Linked DNA regions of Homo sapiens: all the other regions are linked to region 3. The links are chromatin contacts, found by Hi-C or POLR2A ChIA-PET in ENCODE. All regions are on one chromosome and are shown on one strand. Each heading gives the region's core, a stretch centred on a gene start or an enhancer-like site at or near the end of the contact. The rest is flanking DNA. Distances are from core to core; before and after follow the strand shown.

Region 1 (6,949 bases), core at 1,015-3,514, 140 kb after region 3:
TGCTGCAGATAATACCATCTCCATATTTCCTCCCTGTGTTTGCCTAACAGAAACTCCGATATCTTCTCCTGCTAACTGGCATTCTTGGGTTTTCCTCATCCTGCCAGCTTATTCCTATAGCAACTATTAGGTGGAACAGCTCTCATCTTAAAAACAGTTCCAAACAGCTTAGGGCCCTATAAATTTAATTTTCAATCTCACATTTGGCATTTGTTTGGGGGTAGTTCCAACACATCAGGAAGACAGAATTGCATTCATGGGCAAAAATCAGTACTGATGGTTTTGCCTAAAGACTGAATATAGTATTTACTTTCATAATACCACCTGAGGTTTATATATTAGGACAATTCTGCTCTGTGTCACTTTTCTCACCTGCTCCTAGATGCAAAATGTGCACATTTGCCTGAAGAAGCTGTTGCATAATGCTTTGTTGTACCTCCTGTGTGCTTCTTAAATGTTTTATGCCCCCGTCATGTTTTATCTCCAGCTCGGATTAGAATCCATTGTTTTGCAGTCCATAAATAGTACATCCTTCAAACAGTACAAAAAAAATAGCTACAGAGGATTTGCTGAATTGTAAGTTCAAGGAAAACTATTCTTTCTATCAGGATTCTAGGCAATCTAGGACCAACAGAGAAAATACCCTCGCTACAATTACCCATCTCACTGTTTAATGATCACTGCTGATGGCAAAAACTTCACCTATGAGCACATGAGCTGGGCAGGGCAAACAGAACCACCAAGTGCCCATGGCTGCATGTCGGTGGCATGAGCTCTTCTGGTGTCTAAGCCTCTCTCACTCACTACTCACTCATCTATTTACTCACTCAAGATCTTTCTAAAGCAAACCAGATCACGTATTGTCCTGATTACAGCCTTTCAATGGCTTCCCAACGCACAGAGAACATGTCCCAAACTCCTTTCCTGGATTGCAAAACCACTCGGGCCACCCCGAGGTTCTCTGAAAACACCATGCTCAATCTCTCCTTAGTCTCCCTGTACCAGGCGATTGTCCCCGACCTTTGCCTCCCTGGCCCCTTCTCACCACTCATATCTTCAGCTCTCAGTTTAGACACCATCTCTTTAAAAATGTTCCCCAGCCACCAAATATAAAAGTCATTCTCTGTCATTCTCCATTATAGGTTCCCATGGTGTTAATTACCTGTATGTCACCTGCCCCATCTGACTTTTTTCATGAGCATTTCCTGTTCATTGGCCTCCCTGGCTGGAATGCACACGAGGAGAATACGAAAATCCCTTCCTCATTTGCCACCACACACTTGATGCAAGAAGAAAGGACAGGCACTCCAGCATGTGCCCCGGGAATATCTGGTAAGGGGTGAACAGAAGGAGACTAAGCACATGGAATCTCAGGGCTGCAAAAGCACACGGGAGTCTCAGGATCCATGCGGTGTACGGCTGACGCCGGCTCTGGCCCAGGACTGGCAGTTGCTGATGGGTCCCTCTACTGAGGCAGGGGATCTGCAGACCTCTCAGCTACTGCTCAGACCTCAAGAAGCTTTCCTCAGCCCTTACAAGACACCTGCACAAGGCAATAGCCTGCTCCCAATTGTCTGCCTGAAAGACAACACCTCCCATCTCATCTGCTGCTGACGCTACAGGAATATGAACAGCCGATTTCATTGTTCTCACAAATCACGACACTCTAAATTCAATTTCCTTAATAGTCTCAAACACTCAGAATAACAGAACCATGAGTCACGGAAGTCCGACTCAGCCTCACACAGAGGACAAGAGTCCTTTGGCTGCAATTCCTGATTTCCTAATGCTGTTCTGTGAGGTTTTTGGATGCCTGTTCCCTTTGTGAGAATAGATAATCTGAAGCAGAAGAAAAAGGCCCTATTGCTCTATTTGGGCCACAGAGTGAGGGTCCCCATCCTCTCCAAACTTGCCACACCCCAGCCTGAGGACGTCACTGGGGAAAGAAGATCAAGGCCCAGCTGTGGACTCCAAACCTCTGAGCCCAGACCAGGGCTCACGAAATGTGTCCTGACTGTCTGGCCAAGCAGCCATTGGATTAATTTTACTGGAGTTTTCACAAGGTAGGCACAGCCCAGTAAGGAAAAGTCAAAGCAGGAGGTCTCTTTGGGCTAGGCCGGCCTGGGGCACGGTGGTCAGTGCAGACACAGGCTTCCCACTTGGCCTTGTTGCCATTCACTCCCGCTTCTCCAGTGGCCAATCAGTGCCTGTGTCACTGGGGCGGCTCAGCAGGAAGGCCTGGCCCCATTCTGAGCCCCAAGGCCCAGGACTCTAGGCACGGGCTGCTCTATGGGTGTGACCATCTGCAACGAGGCACGACACAGACAGGAGACAAGGTCCTCAGTGTAGCAGCCAGCAGACTCAGCTGGGAGCTTCTAGACTCCCAGGCCTGGCTTCCACCCAATTGGTGACATTAAAACTGCTAGGGGGAACCCATGCCTCAGGACTACAAAGCTCCCCAGATGGTGCCAAGGTGCTACCAAAGTTGAGAACAGCAGGAAAAGGGGCCACCTAAGCTAGGACACCAACACAGACAAGAGGGGAAGTGATTCCTCAGGGAGCCCACCATGACCAGGGAAAACAGGAGGCGAACAGAGGAGCCACCCTGTGTGGCAGGCTACCTATGACACCCCCGTCTACACCAGAGCCAGCCACTTGCAGGACGAAGGACTGGGAAAGGGAATCCTCTTTCCCAGTCTGATCACTCACAGGTGTCAGGCCAAGAAAACCACCATGAAAGCAGCACTCTGGGGAACATCGTGTCTCAGGTCCAAGCAGAGGTGGTGGGCCCCTGTAGTCCCAGCTACTCGGGAGGCTGAGGCAGGAGAATGGCGTGAACCCGGGAGGCGGAGCTTGCAGTGAGCCGAGATCGCACCACTGCACTCTAGCCTGGGGGACAGAGCAAGACTCCATCTCAAAAAAAAAAAAAAATTATTCAAGACACTAGGGAAACACGCAGGGTGGGAACAGAAAACTGGCAGATACAGAAGCCAGAGAAGAGGGACTGCAGGGACTGGGGGAGAGAACTGCCGAACCCTCACCATGGCGAGGCGGGGAGACAGAGAGTCCCAGGGGCCCTCCCAGCAGAGCTGACCGAACCAAGCCAAACCTCAATGCCTGAGGCCAAGTGGGAGGGAAGAAGGTTGTGTGGGAGGGAGGACGGATGGTTATAAATCTGATTTTCTGCCAACAAAATGTAATACGAGCTTATGTAGGAAATTTCAAAAGATATAAAGAAAAAAAAAGGACATTCCTAAAGTATTTCTTCCAGCCATTTTTTCCCCCAATGCATCTATACCCATATGGCCCTAGAAAAGGGGAGAGGGTCCCACAGCAAGATGAATTTTGTATACTTTTTTTCCACTTCAAATGCTCCAATATCCGTCCATCTTTTATAATGGCCATTACTACAAATGAATTTGTCTTTTCTGTTGTTGTTGTTATATTCTTAGGCTGGAATTGTTAGGTCAAGAGACAAACAAACTGCTTTTTCAGAGAGTTTTTGTTTTGAGGTATGTAAGTACAAACTTATTTCGCTCTCTTCTTGTCATCATTGACTGTCGACTAATTTGTATTAACTTACTAGACAATGAAGCTTCTCATTCTCAGAGCTTACTACTAAGGCCACTTATTTTAAACATATATTTTTAGTAATTATTCTTCTGATGCTCTATAGAGTTCTTTTTGGCCAAAAGGGAGGCATGGAGTTTTTGGGGAGATGTGGACTTGTTTGGATGTGGATTATAAGGAGGTGAGGGAGAAAGAAGATGGAACATGAGAAAAGAAGCGGGGAGCAAGACAGAGAGACAGAGAGAGAGAGATGGAATCAAGTTCCCAAGGGCAGGGGTGGGGGTGGGGGTGTCAGGAGTCCAGTAGGAAGAAGTAACCTTAGAAGAGAAGAGAAACCCCTCAGGGTCTAGAGAGGAGAAGGACGACAGGAGGAAATAGGAAGAAGCTCAGAAGGAAACAGAAGGGTGCTCAGAGGTGGGAGGGAGGGAAGATGAAGGCATTCTCACCTAATGGCCTCTCTGGTTCGTGTGAAATAATCCGTCAGTGGCAGGGGATATTAGAGAAGCTGAAGGTTTGAAACTGCAGCAATGAAAAACCTATTTATCCACAAGTCAAAGTGCCACACCAGGGGACTCTGCTACTGATAGGGACCATCAAGCCCAACCCTGACTCTGGTTTTAGTTTTTGTTGTTTGTATTTTGTTTGTTTGTTTTTTTGTTTGTCGCCCAGGCTGGAGTGCAGAGGTGCGATCTTGGCTCACTGCAAGCTCCGCCTCCCAGGTTTAAGCAATTTTCCTGCCTCAGCCTCCCAAGTAGCTGGGATTACAGGCATGAGCCACCACACCTGACTAATTTTTTTGTATTTTTAGTAAAGATGAGGTTTCAACCATGTTGGACTCCCGACCTCAAGTGATCTGCCCTCCTGGGCCTCCCAAAGTGCTGAAATTATAGGCGTGAGCCACCATGCCTGGCTTCAACCCTGATTTTGCATGTGAGAAAACTGAGGCCCAGAGGTGATAAATGGGTGATCCATGGTTCCACAAGAAGAGAGGGCAGTGCCAAGTCTAGAATCCCCAGGTGTGGTTCACCCACTATGCAATACAACAGCCTTCACTCACATAAGAAAACAGAGAAGGGTCTGGGCCAGAGCCCCGGCCACCACTACAGACAAGTGACTCATCTATCATGAGCCAGCAAGCATTCCACAGAGGATACCCAGCTGCAAGCCCCACTACAACTAGAGCACATTTTGCTATCAGTCACCTCCGCCTGGCTGCCAGTGATTGAGTGACTCCTCACCTTCAGCACACATTTCTCTAAGTCTCCAAGGAGACGGTCGGAAATTCTGTAAGTTGCTGTGAGCTGTGGGGATGAAAGGCAGGTGGCCGTGAAACACCCCTCCCAAAGACAAGGGACTCCCACAGCAGTGCCGCCAGCTCCTTTCCACAGGTGGCTCCATTTAAGCTGGAGCACTTGGCAGAGCAACTCCCTCCCTAAAATCTATTACTCCACCAAGAAAGCTCTTAAAAATCAGTGGCTTCATCGGCCTCTCTTTCCTCCCTGTTATCCTGGATGATCACGCCTGGCTCTGTACCCAGTCTCGTGTGTGCAAACAATGGTGTCTGCCCACTAACCCCGTGTCCCTCATCGGACCGCAGAGTCAAATATGGGGCCAAATTCAAAATCACTTCAGAATATTGTAGTCCGTTTGTTCTAAAAAGCTTTTACTTGATTGGAGGCAAGGAGCAGGGAAGACCCCAATTTTCACTAGAAAACTGTATCCTTATTCTTATTCAGTTCATTTTTGTGTGAGGAGAAAGAAATGACTACTTTGGAAATGACCCATTGAATCTTAACAAAAATACTCCTATAGCCCCCTAGGAAGGGATAAAAGCTTCCATACAGAGACCCCCAAGAAAACAAATCCATGTGAGAAACCCAGGTGAGCTGTTTGCCATCCGTATTTACGGACCCCAGCTCTTTTCGGAGCACTGTGCAGGGCTCACACCCAGGGAAGAAAGAGGTCTGGGGAAGCTCAAAGTGCTCACAGAGTTCTGAGCTCTGGGACACTCGGAAAAGACGTGTCTTGGACGTCTTCTCCTGTATACAACCATCTTGACATTTGGCACTGCATAAACCCAGGGAACTTGCTTATTTTTATTACATTTAACATTGTTCTGTCTACCAGTAGCTTTTCCTCTCATGAACAGAAAGAACTGGAGGCAGAAAAGCCAACTGAAGGGCCCTCTCATCTGTTGTCTCTGATGCATGCACCCCCTCACATAGAGCCAGTGACCACAGTGGAGCTGTATCCTCCCTTGGGACAGAGAGAAGGGACTGCCCCCCACACTGGCTGCTGTCCTCCAGGGCAGACCACACCTCGCCGGGTTTCATCAGGGGCCTTGCCTCTGTATTGCAAGAGCCACAGAGGATGCAAGCATGTAGCAGCTGCCTGGGGGAAGGAAGTCTTGAGCAACAAGGGCATCCGGTCCTCTGTGGAGTGAGGCCATCCTGTGAGCACTCTCCTCCTCCATTCATCACACTCTGGGTTTAAGAAACTCTGAAACAGTGGCATCCATAATGCGAAAAAGAATTCCTGAAAAAATGTCCCCTCCAAAGTTTCCAGTTTCCAGCAGAGATCGCACCACTGCACTCCAGCCTGGGCAACAAGGTGAGGCTCTGTCTCACTCTCACACACACACACACACACACACACACACACACACACACACACACACACAAATATACATAACAAACAAGAAATGTATAAATTAAAGAAAAAGAGAAAATTTTTTAAAGCACCCACAATCTAGCTGTCATGCTCTGGTAGTTGTCTTCCAGCCTTGTCTCTGTGCATAGATTTATAAGATTTTTAAAAATACAGTGATATTAGTGTACTTGCCATCTGGTATCCTGCTTCATTTTTAGAGCCAACACTTTTCTATTGAATTAGTCTTCATAAAAACCATTTTATTTTATTATTTTTTTTTAAGAGACAGGCTTCACTCTGTCACCCAAGCTAGAGTGCACCCGCATGATCATGGTTCACTGCAGCCTCCAACTCCAAGGCTCAAGAAATGCTCCTGCCTCAGCTCCACCTGGGATTACAGGCAGATGCCACCATGCTTGGCTAATTTTTTAATATTTTGTAGAGATGGGGCCTCATCATGTTTCCCAGGCTGATTTTGAACTCCTGACCTCAAGTGCTAGGATTACAAGCATGAGCCATTGCGTGGTCATAAAAACCATTTTAATTTGGTGGCATAACACTAAGTTAATTTATATACCATAGCTTATTTAGCAATCTCCACACTATTAATAATATCCAAGTTGTTCTTCATTTTTTGCTTTATTTTATACTAAAATGGAAACTTTGTGTAGAAAGTATTTGTTTTTTGTGTTTGTTTTCAGGATGATTTTCTTTTGGAAGATCCCCAGAT
Region 2 (7,231 bases), core at 1,684-4,183, 130 kb before region 3:
CAGGGCGTTACATAAGCTCAGAATCTGGCCCGGCTAGCTTGATGCTGAGTTTAAGTTTCAACCAAACCTCAGAGCTGCAAGAGCACTTGATGGAGCAACATAAACCAGGCTTACTGCCTTTCTAAGGACCGTGGGAACATGCCCACATTAAGGCCCTTCTCCGTTCTAGCTTTGAGTGGTGAGGAGAACTCTGACATGGAGCCGCAGACTCACTGGGGACCAGAAGGCCCCCAGGCCCAGGAGGCTGCCTGGGCTCCACCCGGCTGCTTGCTCTTCTAGGATTTGCTCATCGGCCACCATCACGGTGGTCCCCCTGGGGTAGCTGAAGTGCTTTGTTGGATGCTGAAGTTAGAATGTGGCTGTGGGTGAGGGCTTGGTTTGCTGGTGATACCCAATCCCCTACACCCCTGGCCACATCCTCTGTAGCCACAGGCTGGCTCTGGGGAGGTGAGGCAGCACAGACTACAGCCTCCATGGGCACCCACCTCCCTCCTTCCCTTGTGGCACTCCTCCTGCAAAGCCTCATCTACGCAGGTGTCCTAGAACTGGGAGAAGGGTGTGTGTGCAAATGTGCAAGTGATGTGTGCGCATGTGCATATAGTGTGTGGACGTGTGTTTGTGCATGCACGTGGCTTGTGTGGTGTGTGCATGCAGTGTGTGTGTATGTGCATATAATGTGTGCATGTGGGTATGGTGTGTGTACATGTGGTGTGTGTACATGTGGTGTGTGTACATGTGGAGTGTCTATATGTGCACGTGTGTGATGTGTGTGGTGTGCATATAGTGTGTATGCATGTGGAGTATGTGCATGCATGTGTACATGTGTGAAGTGTGTGCATACGGGAGGTGTGTGCATGCATGTGTACATGTGTGAGGTGTGTGCATGTGGAGTATATGCATGCATGTGTACATGTGTGGGGTGTGTGCATGTGGGATGTGTGTGCATGCACATGAGGTGTGTGTGGTGTGTCAGGTGTGAATCCATGGGGCCTGGGTGCTGAGACAGGTCTACTGTGCAGGTGCTTTCTTTTGGGAAGAAATTCCAGGGCACGGGAGTGGAAGGTCGGGGCATTGTGCCAGGGAAGGAGCTGGGGTGGCATGGCATGGGGTGCCTCAGAACTGCCCCAGGAAGGGCAGCACATCCGTCCGCTGGCTCCTTCGGGCCTTGCACCTTCAGCTCTGTGCAGGGGAAAGTATTGTGTGGGCTCTTGCAGGTTTCCCTCCCTTAGGTGACTGAGAAGCCACCCAGGACAGAAAGAGGCTGCCAGGCCACCCACGTGCAAGATGGTTGCCATGGCAATGGCCAAAGTCATGGTGGACCTGAAGAACTGGAGGTGAATAGCAGGCGGCTGCTCCCTTGCTGGCCCAGGAGGGGGTGAGGAGGGGTCAGGGTCAGAGTCATGTGAGGGGTCTTAGGTCTTGGGGCACCCAGGGTGGAGGCTCTGGGAGAGACAGGAGCACCTGGGAGGGGGAAAGTCAAAGATGCTACCTGAGGGCTCTCCAGGGTGCCCAGCCTGCCCGGCTTCTCTTTCTTGCTCAGCCTCTGTGGCTGACTTGCCTCCCACGAGGCCCAGCAAGCCGGGTCTAGTCAAGAATGTCCCAGAAAAACCTGGAGTGTAGATAGAGAGACACACAGTGAAGACCAGGAGACCAGGAGGCAGATGCAGTAGACCAGGGAGGGTAGCGAGGGGACTTGTGATGTTAAAATCCCTGGGTGCCCAGCGCGGTACAGAGTGGACCCCCAGGCAGCCTGGGACCATCCCTGGGCATACCTGGAGCTTGACTCAGGAGGGGGCAGGAGGGTGGCGGAGGCCACAGTGAGAGGTGAAATCAGCTGCAGCACATCAGGTGGTTTGCTGGGCATCAGAAGAAGGAGGAAGGACACACTGAGGGCACCCTGGGAGCAGCAGGGATGCAGGGCAGGGAGGGCCGGGACACATGGGGCCCACACGTCAGTCACCAAGGCATGCATGCAGCAAAGGACAGTGGGGCCAGGGCCCAGCAGGAGGAGGGCCAGGGTCCCAGGCCAGAGCCAGGAAGAGAGTTTCCAGCAGGCCGAGGAGGGCGGACAAGCCCCCTAAAAGTGTTTGGATGTTGAGACAGATATCACAGCCCCCACTAGAGTTGTAGAGAAAGCTTATTATCACACATGATGGGACTCCTGTGTGCCCTGGAGATGGGTCTGGCACTCAGCTCAACTCCCACTTGGGAGTCCCAGAGTCCTCTGGGCAGCAACACCATCTAGGGCAATTCTGCAGTACGTGTGCATCGGCACCTGCTGTGGGCAGCACCACACTGGGTGCCAGGAGGCACACATGGGCCACCCCCACCTCGGCCTCCTGGGTGTGCTCTCCCAGGATGCAGGACCTCACCTCTCTCTCTGTCCACCCCCCATTCCTTATTTGGGGGCATGGGGCAGCAGCCATGAAAATGCAGGGAGGGTGTGGACAAGGACTTGTGGAGCAATTCCATAGAAAAGACTTACAGTAGATGGCCAGCCCTGGCCCTGGTCTCACGTTGGGTCACAAAGCCAGCTGGAGGCAGAAGCAGGGCTAGAACCTGCCCCTGACCCCAGGGCTTGTGCCCCTCCCTATTCCTCCCTGCAGGCTCCCACCTTCTGCAGGTGATCTGAGCCTTGCCACAACAGTGGTTGGCCTTAGCTGATTGCCATGTGGTCCAGGCACCTTCAGGTGGGCAGGTTCTCCCAGCCTGACTGCAAGGACACCACCCCTAAGGCCACCAATTGCCAGCCTGTAGGCCTGACCAGAGGCACACTGGATTGCGGGAGAACTTTTTGTTCTTTTTGATCAAAGAGTATGTTGTCACCAGATGGGGGCATGTGGTATACTGGGCCACCTGGTGCTGTCATCAGAGGCCACAGAGGACAGCTGAGAACTTGTTGTGGCTGTGGGACCTCATTCTCCAGTCCCGAGTCAGGCTTCAGGGAGCACTGTCACAGCAAGTCAGACAGGGACAAGTGTCAATGGCCCTGACATCAGCCAGGCCTCCCGAGGCCAAGAACAGGCTGAGGAGTTAGGAGTGCGGCCTTTGGAGCCAGACTGCCAGTGCTTGAATCCTAGGTGCCGCACCTCTTTGCCCCTTCCTGAGGCGAGTTGGTTAACTGCTCTCTGCCTCAGTTTCCCCATCTGTGAAATTGCATGGTCATAATTCCTACTTCATAAGCCTGATGTGAGGACAAAAACGAGGCAATGGATGTAGAGTGCTAAGCATGGGGCGGGCGCAGAGGGTGGGCTTAGTACATGCTTAACACGCACTTGCCATCTTCAGCACCCACGAGGAGGCCAGGGGCTCCTGGAAGGGCCCACTCCCCATAGCTCCGGCCACCCGTCCCACCTTTGCTCTCTGCCGCTTCCCCTGCAGGAAAGCCTCTCTTGCTTTTGTTGCAGTCACCCAGCATGGGCCCCACTCTGCTCACCCTGGCTTTAGCTGGAGGAGGCCAGCTCCTGGTCAGACGGGGCCCTTCCCCAGCCCAGGCTGGGCAGGGAGGAGGGGTCACCCCATGGCACACACAAGTGGCTGTTTTGTTGGGAAGGGGCTGTGGGTGCTCAGAGCCCCTGGTCCCGGCTAGGAACAGAAATGAAGCCCTGGACCCCATCAGCCCTCTGGGCTGCAGAGGGTGAGGATGGAACCGGGGTTCCTTCAGTCTGGTAGTCACTGCACAAATGTGAGAAGAGCTACCTCGGGGTTTCCCTCTAGGACATGTGGAAGGCTTCCCCTCGGCCTCCACATCGGACTGACTTGTCAAAGGACCCTCGGGGCTGTCTGCTCCCCCACATGCCCTCACCGCCCCCTTGGCAGAGACGCCTTGCCCTTTGCCCAGCATCTGCTGTGCCAGCTTCCCACATTCATACGAGCCATTCCCTGTGCCACCAACAGAGGGAGCTCCCGACACAGTTTGCATCTAAACACCCCTTGAGAGCCCAGGAAACACTGCCTCCTGCTTCTGGCCTGGAAGGCTCAGAGACCTACCCCTGGCCATTCTCACCTCAGCCCTCTCCTCCACACCTGCTCTGGGCTCCCTCAGTTTCTTGATCCTGCCAAGCTCTCCCCAGCCTCGGGTTGGGGTGTGCACACACACCGTTCCCGCCAACCGAACATTCTTTCCCCTCTTCCTGCCTTGTGAATTTCTAAACAAGACTACAGTGTGGAGGTCCAGATAAGACCCGGACACCCTCTAAGTGGCCCTCCATGCCCCTCACCTCTCCAACTAGATAAGAGTTTCCTGCGATCCCTTAGTACTTTGCCCTATAGTATTTGCCCGGTAGCTATCGCCTAGTTATTTTGATTAATTTAACTTTTGACTTCATTATGACCTGGTCTCCATGAGCACAGGCACATGGGCTGAATTATGTTCCCCGAAAATTCATATGTTGAAGTCCTAGCCCCCAGTGCCTCAGCGTGTGTCTCTGCTTGGAGATTAAATTAAAATGAGTCCATTGGTGGGCCTAATCTGGCCTGACTGGTGTCCTTGTGAGAAGGGTGAGGGTGCAGGGGGTGGAGGATGAGAAATTGCTTAAAGGGGACATGTCATGTATGTTATTCGGGTGATGGATACACTAAAACTCCTGACTTGACCACTATGGCATGTAACAAAATTGCACCCCATAAATTTACACAAATTCATTTTAAAAAGAAGAGGAACACTGGATACAGACGCACAGAGATGAATCCGGGCAAGACGACCCGCCACAGCTGCTTGACAGAGTGAGGAGACGGCGGTGTGCAAGCCGAGGAGAGAGGTCTCAGAGGAAACCAACCCTGCTGCAACTTCAACCTTGGACTTCCAGCCTCCAGCACTTTGAGAGAATATATTTCTGTTGTTTCAGCCACGCAGTGCATGGTATTTTGATATGGCAGCCTAAGTGACTGATACAGGCACGTGGGTTTGCACACTTCTTTCCATAGCACCAAACACCGCATAATCTGACAGGCGGCTGGGCCCCACCAGGCAGACCTCCAGGAAGGCCTGAATACATGAGGTGGGTCCTCTTGCCTGGATTCATCTCCGTGACCCTGGTGCTGGGCCCAGAGCAGAAGTAGCTGTTGAATGAATGAGTAGAGTGGGAAGGGGTGGAGAGAAGATGCCCAGACCCAGGCAAGTCCTGTGTGACCCTGACGGATGGGCACTTCCTTCCATTTCTCCCGGCAGGAATGGGTAAGCTGGTTGTGAGCTCCTTGACTCATGTGCTGGTGTTGTGTATTCTTGCCAAGAACGTCCAGAGGAAGCGCTCTGGGACCCATCATGGAGTGGACTGCATCCCCCCGTCCCGGGCTTGTAGCGCCTTTGCTCCTCAGGCACAGACTGCCGAGTCCATGACTACCCACACGGCTTGCCTTCCTCTCCAGATGTGAACTCTGGCTGGGGTGGGCAGCTGTGTCTCTCCTTTCATGCCTTATCTGGGGTGCCCTGTCTGAGCACTTACATTCATCTGTGACTGCTCACTGATCTGATAAGTGAGTGGGTGAAGCCAGGCCATCGAGGGGTGTGGTGAGTGGGTGTCCCATGTGACACTTCCTGGCTGTCTCCAGGCTTTCATCTGCTTCCATTTTTTTTTTTTGGAACATTACAGAACGTTACTTTTTCCAAATAAAGAGTTCTTTCTTCACATTTGTAATGATGTCCACGTCTGTTGACGTTTCCTCTGGGACTTCTTTTAGATCCAGTTTTTATATCTCATTTTCCTAAATATGGTATGGTGGCCCTCGGAAGACGCGTGCTTTTGCACAGTGCCATGGGGTTCCAGGGCAATGTCCTGGAGGAGCGGCCCTGGGGAGTGTGCGTCTGCAGTTTTTGTCTGCCCGGTCATGAGCTCCTTTTGTTTTTGCCAATAGCTCTACGTGTATCTTCTCACCCCCACTCTCAATCCATGAAGTCTGGGCAGGGCTGACACCTCAGGCGCTATCAATCAGTATATACATGTCCCCTGTCCAAAATGGCTGAGTCAGGGAGGGCAGCACGGGCCCAAACGGAGCCAGTGAGAGTCAATGCCAGGGTTTTGGCTGGGCCCATGGAGAAGGAGCAGGCCTATTTTTGCAGGGATGGGGAAGGTGTCAGATGGCACCCTGAACCTGCTGGTCCTCATTGTGCTGTAAGATGGGGAAATCTGCTGAGGAAGGAGCCACGTGGAGGGCAGCAGAGCCCAGCAATACCCACAAACGTCATGTGAGCACCTGGACCCAGCTATGCCTGAAGCAAACTCATCTACACCAGCGTTTCTTAGTGAACCCACCACTCTTGGCATTTGGGACAGGACAGGCTTTGCCCACGTGGGACGATTGTACACATTGCAAGATATCCCACATCCCTAGGTCCAGCAGAATGCCAAGTGTCCTCATGGAACACCAGCCCCATCATTTGCACACGTCTGATTGTCTGCCCTCAGCTTTTCAGTTGAGTCAAGAAGTCCTCTTTTGACTTATTCCAGTTGGTTTTTGGGGCAGGTTCAAATGATGGGCCCTGGACAAACAGCTGCTGCCATTTTCTTGGGTGTCTGGGATTTAACCCTTACCATGTTAAACACCAGCTGACCCTGGTGTGGCTTTAGGGCCGAGCCCAGGATTTTCACTGAGGGAGGGGTCAAGTTCTGGAGCCACAGGCTGGGTAGCACAGGCTCCTATCACTGTGGGAAGATGGAGACCACTGCTTCTGGTGCTGGAGGAGAGCACAGAGAGGACAGTCAGCAGAACTCAGCCAGCCTCAGATGCTGGGACCACAGGCGGAACAGAAGCAGGGCTCCAACAGCTCACAGGCCCCAGATGTTTCCCTTGTGGTCAGCTGAATGTGATCTTCTTTGAGAAGTGAAGGGAACCCCCTGGAAGGGTGACATGAAACAGAAGGGAGAAGAGAACTCCGACAGACTGCTCAGCCCTAGAAGGTCCTGACCGATTCCAAGACGGTCCCTGGTCTGTGAGGCCCGGCCAGGGGTGGGGCCGGCTCGGGAAGGGGGGTGCATCTCAAGCCTCAGCTGGCATCTCAGGGCAGCACAGACGTCGTGGCAGTGGGCAGGGGCTGTGCTCTGTCTTGGCATTTAGGGTCTCAGCACTGGCAGAGGCATTTAGACCCTCCTCCCTGCTAGCGTTTTGCCCAGGCCATTCTCCCCTAGGTAGAGCTCAGAGCCGACCACTCCTGGACAGTCTCCACTTGTAGCCTCCAGCCCCCAAGACTGCGGGACTGGCATGGACCCTGCCCAGCCGTCAAGGCCTCCCTGGG
Region 3 (6,916 bases), core at 674-3,173:
GACAGAGGAAGGCCAGCATGCCGGGACAACGATCAGGGCCAGGCATGCAGGGAGGGTGTGAGGCTGGGTGGACCCACAGGGTAGACTGCAGTGAGGAGTCTAGATTTATTCTAAGAGCAATGGGCCCCACTGGTGGCTTTAAGCAATAGTGAAGTAAATGGTTCCTGGTTCCATGGCTGTGTGAGAATGAACTGTGGGGGAAGTGGGACCCTCAGAAGCCACATGGGAACCATCGGGTTGGAGTTACCCTGAGGCCTTCTGCCCACATCCCCAGGGGCCCAAGACCCTGTGGGTTCCCTATGACCAGAGCTCGAAACTTTTAGTCTAGAAGGCTCCCTCCACATGCATTTTACACTATCAAAGTTCACCTCAGCAAAGCGGGGGTGGGCTTAGGAATGACAAGGACGTGGTCAGGAGGAGTCTATGGACACAGGCACAAGGTCGCGGGCACTCGGCAGAGAAGGGGCCTGGAAGAGAGACCCCAGACCCAAATGCAGAGCAGATGCCAATGTCCTCAGAGTGACCTGCGGGAACCCCTGAAGCCCTTTTCCCACTGCCCCTCTGACCCCAACCCCTCTCCTCCCACCTGCCTGCTTGGTCACCCTGGCTTAGAGTCCCTCGGCCAGCTCAGGCCACCCCTGGACCTGCTCCCTCCCTGCCCCTCCCCGAAGGCCGCTTTCCCTGCCAAGTCCCGAGCGCTGACAGGAAAACTGCAGTTCCCTCCTCCCAGGTCCTTCCTCCTCTCCTGGTGTTACTTTCTCCACGGAGAGTAGAATCCCCTCCAGACTTGCTTTTCTTCGCTGTTGTGTCCTCCCTGGCAGATGTGGTCTCCAGGGTTCTCCTCTGCTTCATTCAGGCTGCATCCCCGGGGCCTGGCCCGCAGCCGGCGCTTAAGGACTGGATGAACGTGGGACCCCAGGCGGCCTGGAAGGAACTGTGGGGAGGGCACTGCCCTGCCCAGCAGTGGGATGTGCTCTCTCCACCAAAGGCTAAGCCACCAACAGAAACCTAAGGGTGGGAGGAGCAAGTGGTCCTCTGATGGAAGCAGAGATGGAAAGGATGGGCTGCCTTCATTTGTGAGGGGCCAGCCCTGAAGGAACTGTTTGTGGCAGCCAGGAAGCCTCTAGACTGTCATCAGAACCTTCTACCTAACAGACACTGGAGACTCAGCGGGGTGGTAGGGTGGAAGGGGCTGAGGGATGAGAAATTACTTAAAGGGTATAAGGACGGACTGATCACTGAAAACAGGACGTCTGGAAAATGCGGCTGATGTCCCAAGAGCTTCAAACTAAGACTCTTAATTGCTCTCACTTTCAAGGATTTGGGAGGCGTTTATAAAAGCAACAGAGAGTAGCTCTGAGCTCCTCTGCGGGGGTTGAGCAGCAACGAAATGAAGCTGGAATCAGTGCTGTTTCTCATTCTGCATCACAGGTGGAATTCAGGTGGTTACAGAAAGTACCCCACAGGGCACACACACGGTTTGGGCATTTCCCGGACCCGAATCTTAAACGTGCCTCAGCCCGCAGAAGCCTGCACCCTATCCATTGGAAACAGAAAGTATTAACAGAAGGTACCATGGAGGAGAAGCATGAAGACAAGAGAAGAATGATTCCAACTGGCCCAGAGTGTCAACCTTGGTCATAATCCATTGCCAAGTCTTAGAACTAAGGGTGAGGCAGCAACAGCAACCGAGACCTGTAGGATAGATCTCCCTGCAAAGATGGGCTGCTCTGGAATAAAGATGTTTGGGGTCCCCCATGACCCCCCAGTGACTCCACATGGGTGTGCTTGGTTCCAGCTGAAAAATCAGACATGGTTTCTTCTGTACCAAACATAGCCCTGGACCTCAGCCAAGAAGTGCTGCTGTCATCCTACAGGCACCCAGTGCCAAATCTCTCCACAGCTAAGTATGCTTTCACTTCCATGCCTGAAAAGCTGCAAGCACTCACAAGGTCTGCCTGGGGACAAGTGCCTCGGAGCCAGGGCCCGCCCTCAGGGCTGCATGGAATCTGACACCGGTTTCCTCCAAACTTCTTTAAATGTGGATGGTACTTCCTAAGGCCGATCTCCAGGTTCAGACACACTCTCAAGTCCTGAGTGTTGTGATTGGAACACTCAGGAAAGAAGTGAGCATGGGCCTGGAAGAGCGTGGTCCACACATTAATCCATAGAATGAGATGGTGGGAGGAGAAGCTGCAGGTCAGATTGGGGCAGGGTTCATAATCCAACAGCCAAATGTCTCTGCACTAGGAATCCTGAAAGCAGAGAACATTGGGGGTGCTAACTTCAAATTCTGGCATGGAACTGCTCATCAGCTGCGGGCCCTGGATGGGGCTTGGCTGCATCTCTCGCCAGGAGAATGGAGCCTTCCTCTTCCCCTAAGGCTGTTCTGAAGATTCAGTGGCAGACGGATGTTAGAATGCACCAGAAGGATTTGAAGATGTGACAGGGCTCGGTGTTCCAAAGGAAGGTCCTGGAGACGACTGGGGTGCTCTGTGTGGGGTGACAGAGGGGCTGTTTTAAGATTGCTGAGGCCTGGGGACACAGCTGCAAGACGGAAGGGCATGTGCTAAGTGTGGAGAGTTCATGCAGATGAGGACTGAGGAAAGGCCAACCACGTCGGGGGTCAGGAGGTGGGCTGCTGAGGGAGGTGGGTGGCCAGTGGGCTGGGCGCAGGTGGGCCTGGTGCAGGCAGCCTCAGCCCCAGGCTGAGTCAGCCCCACTGCAGCAGACTCTCCCCTGGGCTGGGCCTGCAGCTTTCCCAATGACTTGTGTTATCTGAGACCAAAACAGATGTCCCTTCAGCAACTAAGACAGACCCTATGGTTAAGGAAACAAAGTTACCTATGTGCTGGCATGGTAACTTCCTAAATTCCTGGGCTACAAAGAAAGCCACACTCTTGCTAAACTCCCTAACAATAGGTGCTATCAGACCCCTCTGATTTATAACCCAGACCACTGCAACTCTGATGGGACAGAGGACAGCCCTTACAAACACCCCTTTCTCATAAGCAACTGCAGACCTCAAGCCAGTTTCAGCAACTTATGGAGGCTGTGCACAGGCTGTCTTTGTGTCCTATAGTTCACCTGTTGATGGAAAGAGCCAAATTCCACCTCATTTTAATGCTGAAACCCCACCCTAAAGTGACATGAGATGTGTGTTACGTACATGTTTGCCCATTGCACATGCACTCAGCTCCCCTTATAAACATGCACAGCTTTCCCCCAAACCTGCTAAACATGTCTGATTCTACTATGTAACACAGACCCTGCGAGCCATAAAATCCAACTGCCCTTCCCCTTCTGCGAAGCGAGAGCACCTTCGTTCCATGTCAGAGACTATCTATTCCTGGCTTGCAAACTGATGTCACCAGTAAAGCTGTCCTTTCTACTATTTAGCCATCCTGGGGGCCTTCTGACAACACTCAAATGCTCACTGAAGTTTGCGAGCCACAGCCTAACTTACTCAAGCAGGAAAGGTAGAAGTGAAAGGGAAGACAAGAACATGGAAGCCCGGGGGACTGGAAGCTGAGTCAGGGCACCGTGATGGCCACGCTGAAGGGAGGGCAGGTGGACGTGGATGGCCCAAGATGCCCTGCGGAGGGTAGGTGTGAGAACTCTGTCTCCGTAGGATTGGGTGGGTGTGCGTGCTGAGACCAGCAGGGCCCAGAGAGGAGCTAAAGTTAGGTGTAAAAGTAACCCCGCCATTGACCTGCTCAGTGGAAAGTGCACTGTCCATATGAGTGACAGGAGAAGCAGAAAAACAGCTGGAGCCTAGGGGAGAAGCAGTCTGGACACAAGATTGGAGCTCAGTTACTTCCACCGGCTGCAGGCCAGACGCTCCAGCAGCCTGCTCCAGGGCCACCTGGGTGTTCAGCTGCCCCTAGGCTGACACACTTCCAGTCCTGAGTAGTCTCTTCAGGAGATGACTCACTTAAGCCTTCCATCGTCGCATCCAGACCAGGACAAGGCTCTGCACTCAGCAAGTGGTAGACCACTTGGTAGACCCGTGGAGGAAGCCCTCTTCCTGACACACAATTTCACAACTACTGCTTAAAGCCAACACAGGTAGTCCATTTTAGTTACCAAAACAGTCGGCAATCAGCAACGACTCCTGCTGGTCTACATGCATGCAGCTTCTTTCTGGCAAGGCTGAGTGCACTGGTGCTGAGGACCAGTGCGTGCCCTGCTGGGGCCTCCAAAGGCCCTGAATTAGTGTCTGGCTCTCCAGCATCGAGGTCTTGGGAGGAATCTAAAAAGTTTGATGTCTGCCTATGCAGGTGGTGGGGGGCACCTGGTGGGCAGGGATTGCCTGGCTAAGGTGGGCAGGGTGAGATCAAACCTCAGGAACTATGGCACAAGGCTCCATGTGCCCCTTCGCCAGGCCCTGACAACATTTAAGGTGGGCTGTGGCCCCAGTGATGACTGAGCCACTCAGGCTGCGGTCAGGGCTACTCACTGTCCCCACAGAAGCTCCCAGGGAGGCTGGCAGCGAGGACAAGGGGCTTCACAAAAACTTACTAAGCTGTCTTGCCACAGATATACAAGAACTGCTGCAAGCTTCCCAGCTTAGACCCATTTAGAGATGGTCAGTGGGGCATTCCCCATGCTTGATGAGCTCTGTAAAACACTGAACCACAACCCAATAACATTGCACAGGTGCACAGGGTAGCTAGCACCTGGGCCCCACCCTGTGCCAGGACCCAGAAGGGAAGCAACTGTGAGTTACAGGTCTGGCCTCAAAGGGGCTTAGGGAGACAAAACAATCACAGCAACAAGACTCCCAGCAGCAATGGAATGTAAGATATTCTATTATAAGATGTTAATTTCACGAAGACCTCAAAAAGACTTAAGAAGAGAGAAATCAGGGCGAGCCGGTACCTAGGCACCTACCTATTTTTGCTGGAGACAAACAAACCCAAACTACAATGAACACCCATGTATGTGTGGATCACGCCTTGGCAGTCAGATCCCGGCAAGAAAATGTACAGACCCCAACCATGAATGCGACTGGAGTCTCCCTCTTATGTAGTCTTGTCTCATTTCTTTACACTCATTTATTTCTTTATGTCGTTAATCCAATTGAAAGGTAAGGGAAACAGTGGGTTACTGGTGAAGGCAAGACCACTGCTTATTCTCCCTGATAGGTCTAAGAATTTGCCTCCTGGACCACTCTGTTCAGACATAGACACAACATCACACTCCAGGAGACACGCCATTGGGTGCTTCCTGGTCCCTGCCTTCTGGTCCTCGCTTCTGGCTTTCCTGCCCAGTGTTCTTGGCAATGACCGGGCTTCACCTGCAGGAGGGCTTTACAAAGTGTTCCTGGAGGCACAGTCCACACTGACACAGAAATGCAAGCAGGATTGGCATCCACACTAAGGCTGGGGGATCCCTTCCACAGGCTGTCGCTGCGGCAGGAGCTTGTAAAAACAGAGGATGACGAAAAGCAAGAAAAATAAAATGAAACTTCAAACAAAACTGCATCTTCCCCAGCGTTCCCTGGCAGACATCCCTGAGTATTTTTCCTTCATACTTTCACATCCCTTCTGATGTGGCATCATCAGGGTGTCCTGACTCTTAGAAGCAGCGGCCACATCTGTCAGCAGAAGTGTAGGGAACACCAGCAGTGAAACAAACATGCGAGGGGCTCGCCTGGAGAGTGGGACCACGGGACGGGCTTTGGCGTTTGGTTGTAACCCATCTCCATGGTAAACCATGACTTTAAAGGCGTTTTCCAGTTCCTCATCTAAGGAAAAGTCCTGGATTATTACTTTGGCACTGAAGCTGGAGAGATTGAGCCCTGGGGAACCTCTGACCCTTATTTCAAAATTCCTAAAGCATCACTGGCTAACATCTGCTTAGCCAAGGTGAAATGATGGGTAACATTTTTACCCTCCTGCTCCAGACACTGAAAACAAATCTGTGAAACAAGATTTGCAGATATGGGACAGCAGAACGCACAGGACAGCAATCACCAAGAGCGGCGGAGCCCATAACATGGGCTCTGTTACTGTCTCTGGGTTCTCTAGCCTCTCCCTGCATTGAGAAGACAGAGTTCTGGATCTGGGGAGCCACAGTGGCTACAGGATGCAGGCCAGAGTTCTGGAGAGGAGGGAGCTGTAGAGAGAGACAGTCCTGGAGATCTGCAGAAAGTCCCCTGGAGTCTTCAGCTGAGAGCTGATCAGGGCATTCATATGAGGGAACTATCCAGCACTGGGGAAAGAACTGCCCACAAGGAGAAGGCAGAGCAATCTCTGAGGTCACATAAAGCCAGGAATAGTTTTCATTTCCAACTTCCAGAGTGGAAGCCTCATAAGTCATGGGGCATGGAGTAGAGAAGGTTATAGCCTCAGCAGTAGAGAAATTAGCCCCACATGAAAGGCTTCCCTGGCCCTGCCTAACAAAGCCTCAAAGCGAGCCTCAAAAACACCAAACTGAGTCTAAGCAATTTAACAAAAATCAAAGCTCAAGAACATCTGCAGGAATGCCAAGATGTCCAATACCTCAAACAGTAAAATTCACAAAGTCAGTAACCAGCTGAAAATTACCAGGCATGCAAAGAAAAAGGAGGGTGCCTCAGAAGCATCACACAGCTCCATAAGCCCATGCAGCCTCTAGTTCATAGGCAAGATTAAGAGTCGGAGGTGTTCCAACCCCGTCTCAGGTGGGGGTGCATAAAGTCAACTGGGAGTTGAGAACTAGAGCCCCCATCCTTCCATCCCTCTCCCACTGCCTATGTGGTTCTTGGCATGCTGGGTTTCTCTTAGAGAAGCTGAGGGGGTCTTTGGAAGGAGGAGGGAAGGCAGAGACCAGGACTGTGAATATGAGCCAGCTCCCTGACCCAGAGTGCAAGCCGGTGGGTGAACCCACCCGGACCACAGGATCAGACAGGTCTGGAGGTGCTGCGGAGGAG
Region 4 (6,777 bases), core at 2,292-4,791, 200 kb after region 3:
ATTAGCTGGGCGTGGTGGTGTGTGCCTGTAATCCCAGCTACTCGGGAGGTTGAGGCAAAAGAATTGCTTGAACCCAGGAGGCAGAGGTTGCAGTGAGCCGAGATAGCGCTATTGCACTCCAGCCTGGGCGACAGAGACTCCGTCTCAAAAAAAAGAAAAAAAAAAAAAAGTCAAACGACTGAACACGTAAGTTCCTCTCCTGTCTGCCTGGTAGATGGTGGGGGGTGTCAGGTGGAGCCTGACAATCAGAATGCCAAGGCCAGGTAACTCCAGATCAAGCTTGGCCAGACCTCACGCCACCTCCTTCTGAACACACCAGAGCCTCCTCTATCTCGGGGGTATCAGAAGCAGCATTTTCCATCCCCGAAGAAACACAACACTGTCAGCGAGGTCACAGCCTGGGGAAGCCTCTGCTAGCAAGGCAGTGGAGGCATCTCTCTCAGAGAGTGGCTTCAGGGGGAGTGAGTGGGTTTCCACTGGAGGGACTCCTATGGGAGGGTGGAAGGGGCTGGTGAAGACAGAGGCTGCCTGCTTCCCTCAGAAGCAGCTTCCATTTCACAAGATGAAAAGAGTACTTCACAAACATTTTCAGGTTTTTTTTTTAATTAAACAAAGAAAAAGTTGTGAGACTAAATGCCAGCTGCTACACAATGCCCCGGCAAAGCGAACACGTTCCCCCTGGCAACTGCACAGAGAGAAGCACCCTAGAAAGTAGGAACAGTTTTTAATCTGTTCATGGATGTCAATAAATAACCAAAGTGTAACGCTTGGCTTCTGCGATGGTGTCTCTCAGAGTCTCAAAGCACACACTGACGGCAAGCACCACGTGGTGGGAGGTGGTCTTGCAAAGTCAGGAGCAAACCCAAGCGCTTTGCATTCCAGCCCTCGGCATGCAGCCCAGGTGGATGACTGCACCCTCACCATAGGCAAACTGCTGCCGGAGAGGGGACGGGACCCCTGCCCCTCCATAGGGATGCAGTCACAATGACGGGGGATGCCGCTTCTCTGAACGTGGTCTCTTTCATCCAGACCAAGAGCCAAACCCAGGGACAACACAAACCCCAGGGGGAAACAATGCGCATGCTTCATCCACACCTGTTGTGTGGATGGCTGGGCCCATGGGGTCCCAGACCCCGCTGAGCAGCAGCCTCCCATGCAACCCTGGAGGTGGTGATCACTGTGAGGAAGACAGGACCAAGAGACCACGCTCCAGGCCAGACAGCTTCCATTTTCTGTGTCCCAGATCCCACAGAAAGACTGGCACAGTTGTCTGCTGGGGTGGCGGTGGAGTTTTCAGAGGCACCCCTGCTACATGGCAAAGCTGCAGCAGGAAAGCCCTTCGGGCCCAGGGAGCAAGGTCTGGTTCTTGGGAAGTCAATACACTGCTGTAAGTCATATTTTGTTTCCCATGCTCATTAGATGTCCGAGAGCACCGCACAGAGCACACATCTGCAGTTCGGGACCACTCACTACGCTCACGGGGTGGGCTGCAAGCCGGTGCAGACTCCACCCAAGCAGGTGAGATGGAGCAGAGGCAACCCCCGCTGTGCCCCCCTTCCTTACAATCCCTACCGCCCTCCAAAGACGGGCTGCTCTGAGGGGTTCCTGAGAGTCCTGACAGGCACAACACAGGCAGGCTTAACACCCACGGTGACGGCGGCAGGAAGAGAGCACCCAGTCCGTGCTGATAAGCTGAGAATGGGGTCCTGGTCACAATGGCAGAGGATGGTGTCAGAGGGAAGTCGGAAGCAAGCCCACCTGTGTGCCTGTGTGTGGACATACAGACATATATACACAGTCATGCACCACTTAACAAGGAGAATATATTCTGAAAAATGAGTCCTTGGGTGACATCATTGTGTGAACATCAGAGTGTACATGCATAACTCCAGATGGCATAGCCTAAGACATACCTAGGCTATGTGGCACAGCCTATGCTCCTAGCCTATAAAGCTGTGCAGCATGGACTGTACTAGACACCTTAGGAGCTGGAACACAATGGTAAATGTTTGTATCTAAACACAAGGAAGGTACAGTAAAGATATAATCTTATCACACAGTATATGCAATTGTCAACAACAGCAACGTCTTCATGCAGTACATGACTGTATTTACGTGTGTGCGGCCTTAAGCACCATCTTAGCTTTTTCTAAATAATACCTTTAAAAAAAAAAAGTCTGTGGTTGTCTTTTGCACTCTGGAGAAAAGAGCTTTCCTAATTCAGACTAAACAGAAAAGACTAAACAGGTCACATCAGATCGAAGAGTTTTTTAAATTGTGCAATTATAGGAATTTCAAGTAGATTTTAAAACTCAACCTAAGATAACAAGTAAACCGATGCCTTTGGGAATACTTTCTTGTAATGACGACGAAGTGGTCAGCACCGTGGGGACAGAGTCCTGTGTCCCTCACCCTGTGGCTCTGGAGCCAGCAAAGAGTGTGGTCATGATGCTAGCAAAATATGCTTAAATGATCCGTGACAGGTGGGGCCAGCACCTATGGGGTGGGGTGCCAGGGCTAGGCCCAGCTCCGCCTCTGGGAGACGAGCAAACTTCTAGGGGCACAGGTTGGGGAGGCAGCATCATGGCTTCTACACTTCCAATTAGTTCTAGCACGCTTTTTTGCTATAAACTGGGTGAATATATGGACCCACAGAATCACACATTTACTGAAAATGAAACTGAACTCTGACCCCATAGCTGGGGAGGTGAGGCTGGTGCTGGGGTTGTAGGTGGAACCTAAGGCAGTGATATTCACTGGAGCCTCTGCATTCCCACATGCTGCCCAGTCCTCAGAGTACCCCAAGAAAAATGGTTACCTCAAAGCTGTGTGTGTGGCTCCTTTGAGAAAAGCTAGTAAGATGCATTTCCCGCAGGGTCTTCCTAGGGGGCTCCATCCCAACCCAAAACCCCATTCCAACAGGAGCTGTTTTTTAATAAACTGGGGGCAGGAGGTTATTTGTTTGCTTTACTGGTTGCTGGAAATGTCAAAAACAGAATTGACTTTCTAAATCAAGGTCTGGGTAACTGGCCCTACATGCTTTCATTTTACACACACCTTGAACTCCCACGGGTGGTCCAGCACGGCGGTGAAGTGTTTGCACTCTAAAGCCTCACTCCCCAGGTTCGTATCGAGGCTCCGCCTCTTAATGCTATGTGACCTCACACAAGATACTCAACTTCTCCGTGCCTCAGCATTTTCATCTGCAGGATGGGGATAATGGCAGTACCTGCCACTAGGGCTGCAGTCAGGATTACATGAATTCATCTGGGCAAATGCAAAGGAAAGCATCTCGTACACGGGAAGCACTCCAGTTCACTTCGTCTTCTTTTCAGTGAGGCAAAAACAGAAATCTCAGTAATGACATTTTCAAATGCTGGGAAAATTATTAAAAGGAGCATTTCAAGGACACAGAGACAGGGCCTGCCCTCTCCTGAAGTTAAAATCACCCTGGGAATGTACAACACAAGTCAAGACACTGGGTTAAATACAAAACAGGATCCCAGTGACTAAGGGAATAAAAACGGCCCAGAGAATGGTATGAAATGTGCTCGTGACAGCCAAGGCCAGGCCTCTGCTGGCCAAGCACGGGGCACAGGGCACAGGGCCAGCCGTCCCAGGAGCTGGGGGAGGATGCATCCACACCACCCGACTTGGCCCCTTTGACAGGCACAAGAATGCCCCTAATTACAAGACACTGTCGCCTCATTTCTCCTACAGTGCCACAGAAGATTAATAACTGAAGTATTAGTGTGCCAAGTTAATTTGAAATCACAATATAAAATCCTGGATGAGTTTTGTCTGTCTAAAGTCTCCCACTTCCTTTCCAGAAATCGTCTTTTCCACCAAGAGCCATGTGCCTAGTGAACTAAGGTGAACCAGGAGTGTCTGAGGGCTGTCCTGTCCAGGGACTTGGCTCCGGCTTCTCTGCCAACCCCAAAGGCAGGAAAACCAACGCCTGGCCAAAGAGACAGAGACTCCACCCCCAGCATTCTGTGAAATCCTTTGATGCCCTGTGATGTCTGCACCTTTCAACATGCTCTGTGACTCAAGTAAATGTGATGTCCTGAGTTTATTTTGTTAAATTAACTTGCCTCTTCGGATCAAGGATTTAAAGTAAGAATTTTTCTTTAGGTTCCCTGTGATAAAAAGCACAGCTGTCTTCACTCTTCTCTGATGCTCTAACAATCCAATCTTTTATTGTTTAAAAAAATATGCAAACACACTGAGCTCCTCTTACATGGGATTTTATTCACATCGATTAGGAAAGATGCCTTACCTGATAACATGTCCCTGTCAAATTATTCTTCCACTTGATAAATATACGGAAAAATAACCACCCTTTAAATCCCAATGGGAGAGAAATTCTAACAATCAGGAAAATATCTCAGATGCAATCCAAACTGTCTACAAATGAATATATTCCACTCTAATCACATTTTACTATCTCCACGGTGTAACAGCCCCAACAAAGGGAATCGAAATACACAAACAGATAATAAGCAGGTTCCATATTTTAATCAGGTAGGTGGTGCTACAATATGGGTATATTCACAGACACCTACAATTCTTTTCATATTTTTCAGGTGGAAATAAATGGAAAATGTATATATTTTCTTACATTCTTGGTTGTTTGATGAGGCCTTTTTCGCTGAGGGACCAGCTTCAATGACAAACTGTCTTTGCTCAGTTTTCTGGACAACCACGTAACTGCCTCATTGGGCTTGGCAAATACTTTCTTGTATGTGGCACAACTCCCTGAACTCTGCAAACCCAACCAGAAAGTTCTGGCAGAATAGGAGGCTGCACATTCACAGGAGGCACTTGGAGAGGCTGCTTCCTGGTGGCAGGGGGAAGCAGGCAGCCCAGTGTGGGCTGGGACCTCTGGTGGGACCAGCTCACTCTCTGGGAAGCCCATGGAGGCACAGGAGCACCCCAGCACTGGATGGGGGAAGCCAACAACCTGGATCAGAGGGGCTCAAAGCTAAGCAACAGCTCAGCCTCCCAGCCCAGCTCTATCCGCACAGGACTCTGAGCAGTGAGCAGACCCACGGCTGGGACAGACAGGGGACCAGAGCTCCCCCAGGGCCCCGCCACAGCAATAGCAAAGACCACATCTGACATATCTGCTTTCATCACCTGAAAAGCTGCCTTTCTGCATTTCATCCTGCTAGGAAACTCCTGGCCTTTGTGCGATAAACGTCTTATTTTTATGAACAAGGATATGAACTTGGTCATTTGAAGTAAGGGAGAAGGAACAGAGTTGAACACTGCTTTGACCAGTCACCTATCCAAGAAGCTCCCAGAACTCCCAAGGGAGTGTAGAAATTCAGACCACCTGGGAGGAGATATGGATTTACCCAAGCATCACAGGGCCAGCCAAGGCAACTGGGGCAGTGCCTTGAAGCACATGCAGGAGACTACGAAGCACATGGAACCACCACATGGGCTCAACACCCCACGTTCACAGAGAGATCGTGATACCCTGGACAGCACCTAGCACTCAACACACACCGTGTCACTCAACCCCACTAAGGACCACAGGGCTCCATTCTACAGAAGAGAATAACTGAGGCTCTGAGGAGCTGGGGCACTCACCTGCAACTGGTAGGTGTGGGGGCACAGGTCTCTGGGATTCTAGAGCCCACTTTCCTTGGGACAATGCCCTAGAGAGAATGGCCCAGGGACAACACAGTGGCCTGGCAGGGGCCCCTGGACAGGTAACTTAACCCCCTTGGCCTTACCTCCTTATATGTAAAGAGTATAAATAATTCCTGACCTGACCGAGCTGCTGGGAGGATCAAATGCTCCATGTAGGAAAGTGCTGAGAGACTCATCAGTTTTGTTTTTGTTTTCAGGGATGAACTGTACATTTTCAGAATCAAAGAGTGAGTGGACGGGCAGGATAAAAGAAGTTAATTTCTCATTTTTTTTATCTCAAAAATAAAAGTTAAGGCTGAATTGTGAAGAGCTGGGGTAAGACTCAAATGTTCTAGTCCTGGTTTATACACAAAAGGCACAGCCTTCAAAAGGCCACTGAAACCTCTCCCTCTCCAGGCTTCAATTTCCAGATCTTTACTGTGTGGGAGTTGAACTACTATATGCATCTAGATATAAGGTAGAGCTTTGTTTCCAAAATCACCCAGCAGCAAGGGAGAGTTCACCATCTCTTTGGTTCCCTGTGTAGACTCTCACCTTGCAAAGCACTTATCAGTTACTTTATTAAGAACACGAAAGCAGTATATGGAGAAAATACACAAGCCTGAAACTAACTCAACTGATAGTCATCTCAGGATGTGCTTTTTGAGAATCAGTATACAAGAAGGCAAGTTAACACAGATTCAGTAATTAACCCAGAAGGAATGACCCACAATTCTGGGTCAGTTTTGGACAGTGCTGGACAGTTTTGTACACAATCTTCTAAAGATTTCTTTTAAAAAGTTAATTTTTAGTGCTGAATAAATTAGTCATTGTGGCTTGGGATAAAAACGACTAGAAAATACATCTCACGACACAGTCATGTGGAAGGATGATGAGCTCTGAAACCTGTTAGGAGACCCAAAATGGGGTCCTGTGATGATGAAGACACCAATGTCAAAGATTCATGGGAAACGTTTAAGTTATTTTATGAAATATGAGAGTGAAAAACAGTATAATTTTATATGGCAATATGCATATGGAAATAAACTATATATTAGAAACAGGCAGTTGAGCATTCTATTTCCTAGAAATTCAAATATCCAAGTTGGCCTGACACTTTAATTTTAAAATTAAAAA

The links. Hi-C counts contacts between places; a loop is a spot of excess contacts on that map. ChIA-PET counts read pairs that join two places held with the same protein, here RNA polymerase II (POLR2A). Pooled maps may share reads with other maps.
Region 1: a loop to region 3 is called in a pooled map, with 2.3 times the contacts of the local background. The contact joins two enhancer-like sites. A Hi-C loop is called at or near these places in 3 of 50 pooled maps. POLR2A ChIA-PET finds 5 or more read pairs at or near these places in 3 of 52 experiments (WTC11 and activated T-cell).
Region 2: a map of gastrocnemius medialis shows a loop between it and region 3 (2.8-fold over the local background). The contact joins two enhancer-like sites. A Hi-C loop is called at or near these places in 4 of 168 maps with a recorded cell type or tissue (GM12878, Right ventricle myocardium inferior, gastrocnemius medialis and 1 more), 6 of 37 single-sample maps with no recorded cell type and 9 of 50 pooled maps.
Region 4: a pooled map shows a loop between it and region 3 (2.5-fold over the local background). The contact joins two enhancer-like sites. A Hi-C loop is called at or near these places in 2 of 50 pooled maps. POLR2A ChIA-PET finds 5 or more read pairs at or near these places in 2 of 52 experiments (Caco-2 and PC-9).

The regions. Positions count from the first base shown.
Region 1 is chr2:109,237,751-109,244,699 of GRCh38, reverse strand. All of the region lies in intron 1 of SH3RF3 (SH3 domain containing ring finger 3), which reads right to left. It also overlaps a transcript of RANBP2 not described here. Among named protein-coding and RNA genes, the nearest start is that of MIR4266, 72 kb to the left of the region's middle. RefSeq lists enhancers at 5,580-5,669, 5,710-5,799, 5,950-6,139. Within about 2 kb of position 2,264, at least 21 of the 41 ENCODE cell types and tissues checked have a DNase peak (open chromatin) inside an H3K27ac peak, as active enhancers do.
Region 2 is chr2:109,506,977-109,514,207 of GRCh38, reverse strand. It overlaps a transcript of RANBP2 not described here. Among named protein-coding and RNA genes, the nearest start is that of SEPTIN10, 100 kb to the left of the region's middle. RefSeq lists enhancers at 109-358, 6,606-6,715. Within about 2 kb of position 2,933, at least 2 of the 41 ENCODE cell types and tissues checked have a DNase peak (open chromatin) inside an H3K27ac peak, as active enhancers do; they include gastrocnemius medialis, where a contact is called at or near this core.
Region 3 is chr2:109,378,160-109,385,075 of GRCh38, reverse strand. The region is part of intron 3 of SH3RF3 (SH3 domain containing ring finger 3); the gene reads right to left. It also overlaps a transcript of RANBP2 not described here. Among named protein-coding and RNA genes, the nearest start is that of MIR4266, 68 kb to the right of the region's middle. Within about 2 kb of position 1,923, at least 8 of the 41 ENCODE cell types and tissues checked have a DNase peak (open chromatin) inside an H3K27ac peak, as active enhancers do; they include gastrocnemius medialis, where a contact is called at or near this core.
Region 4 is chr2:109,182,760-109,189,536 of GRCh38, reverse strand. All of the region lies in intron 1 of SH3RF3 (SH3 domain containing ring finger 3), which reads right to left. It also overlaps a transcript of RANBP2 not described here. Among named protein-coding and RNA genes, the nearest start is that of MIR4265, 45 kb to the right of the region's middle. Within about 2 kb of position 3,541, at least 16 of the 41 ENCODE cell types and tissues checked have a DNase peak (open chromatin) inside an H3K27ac peak, as active enhancers do.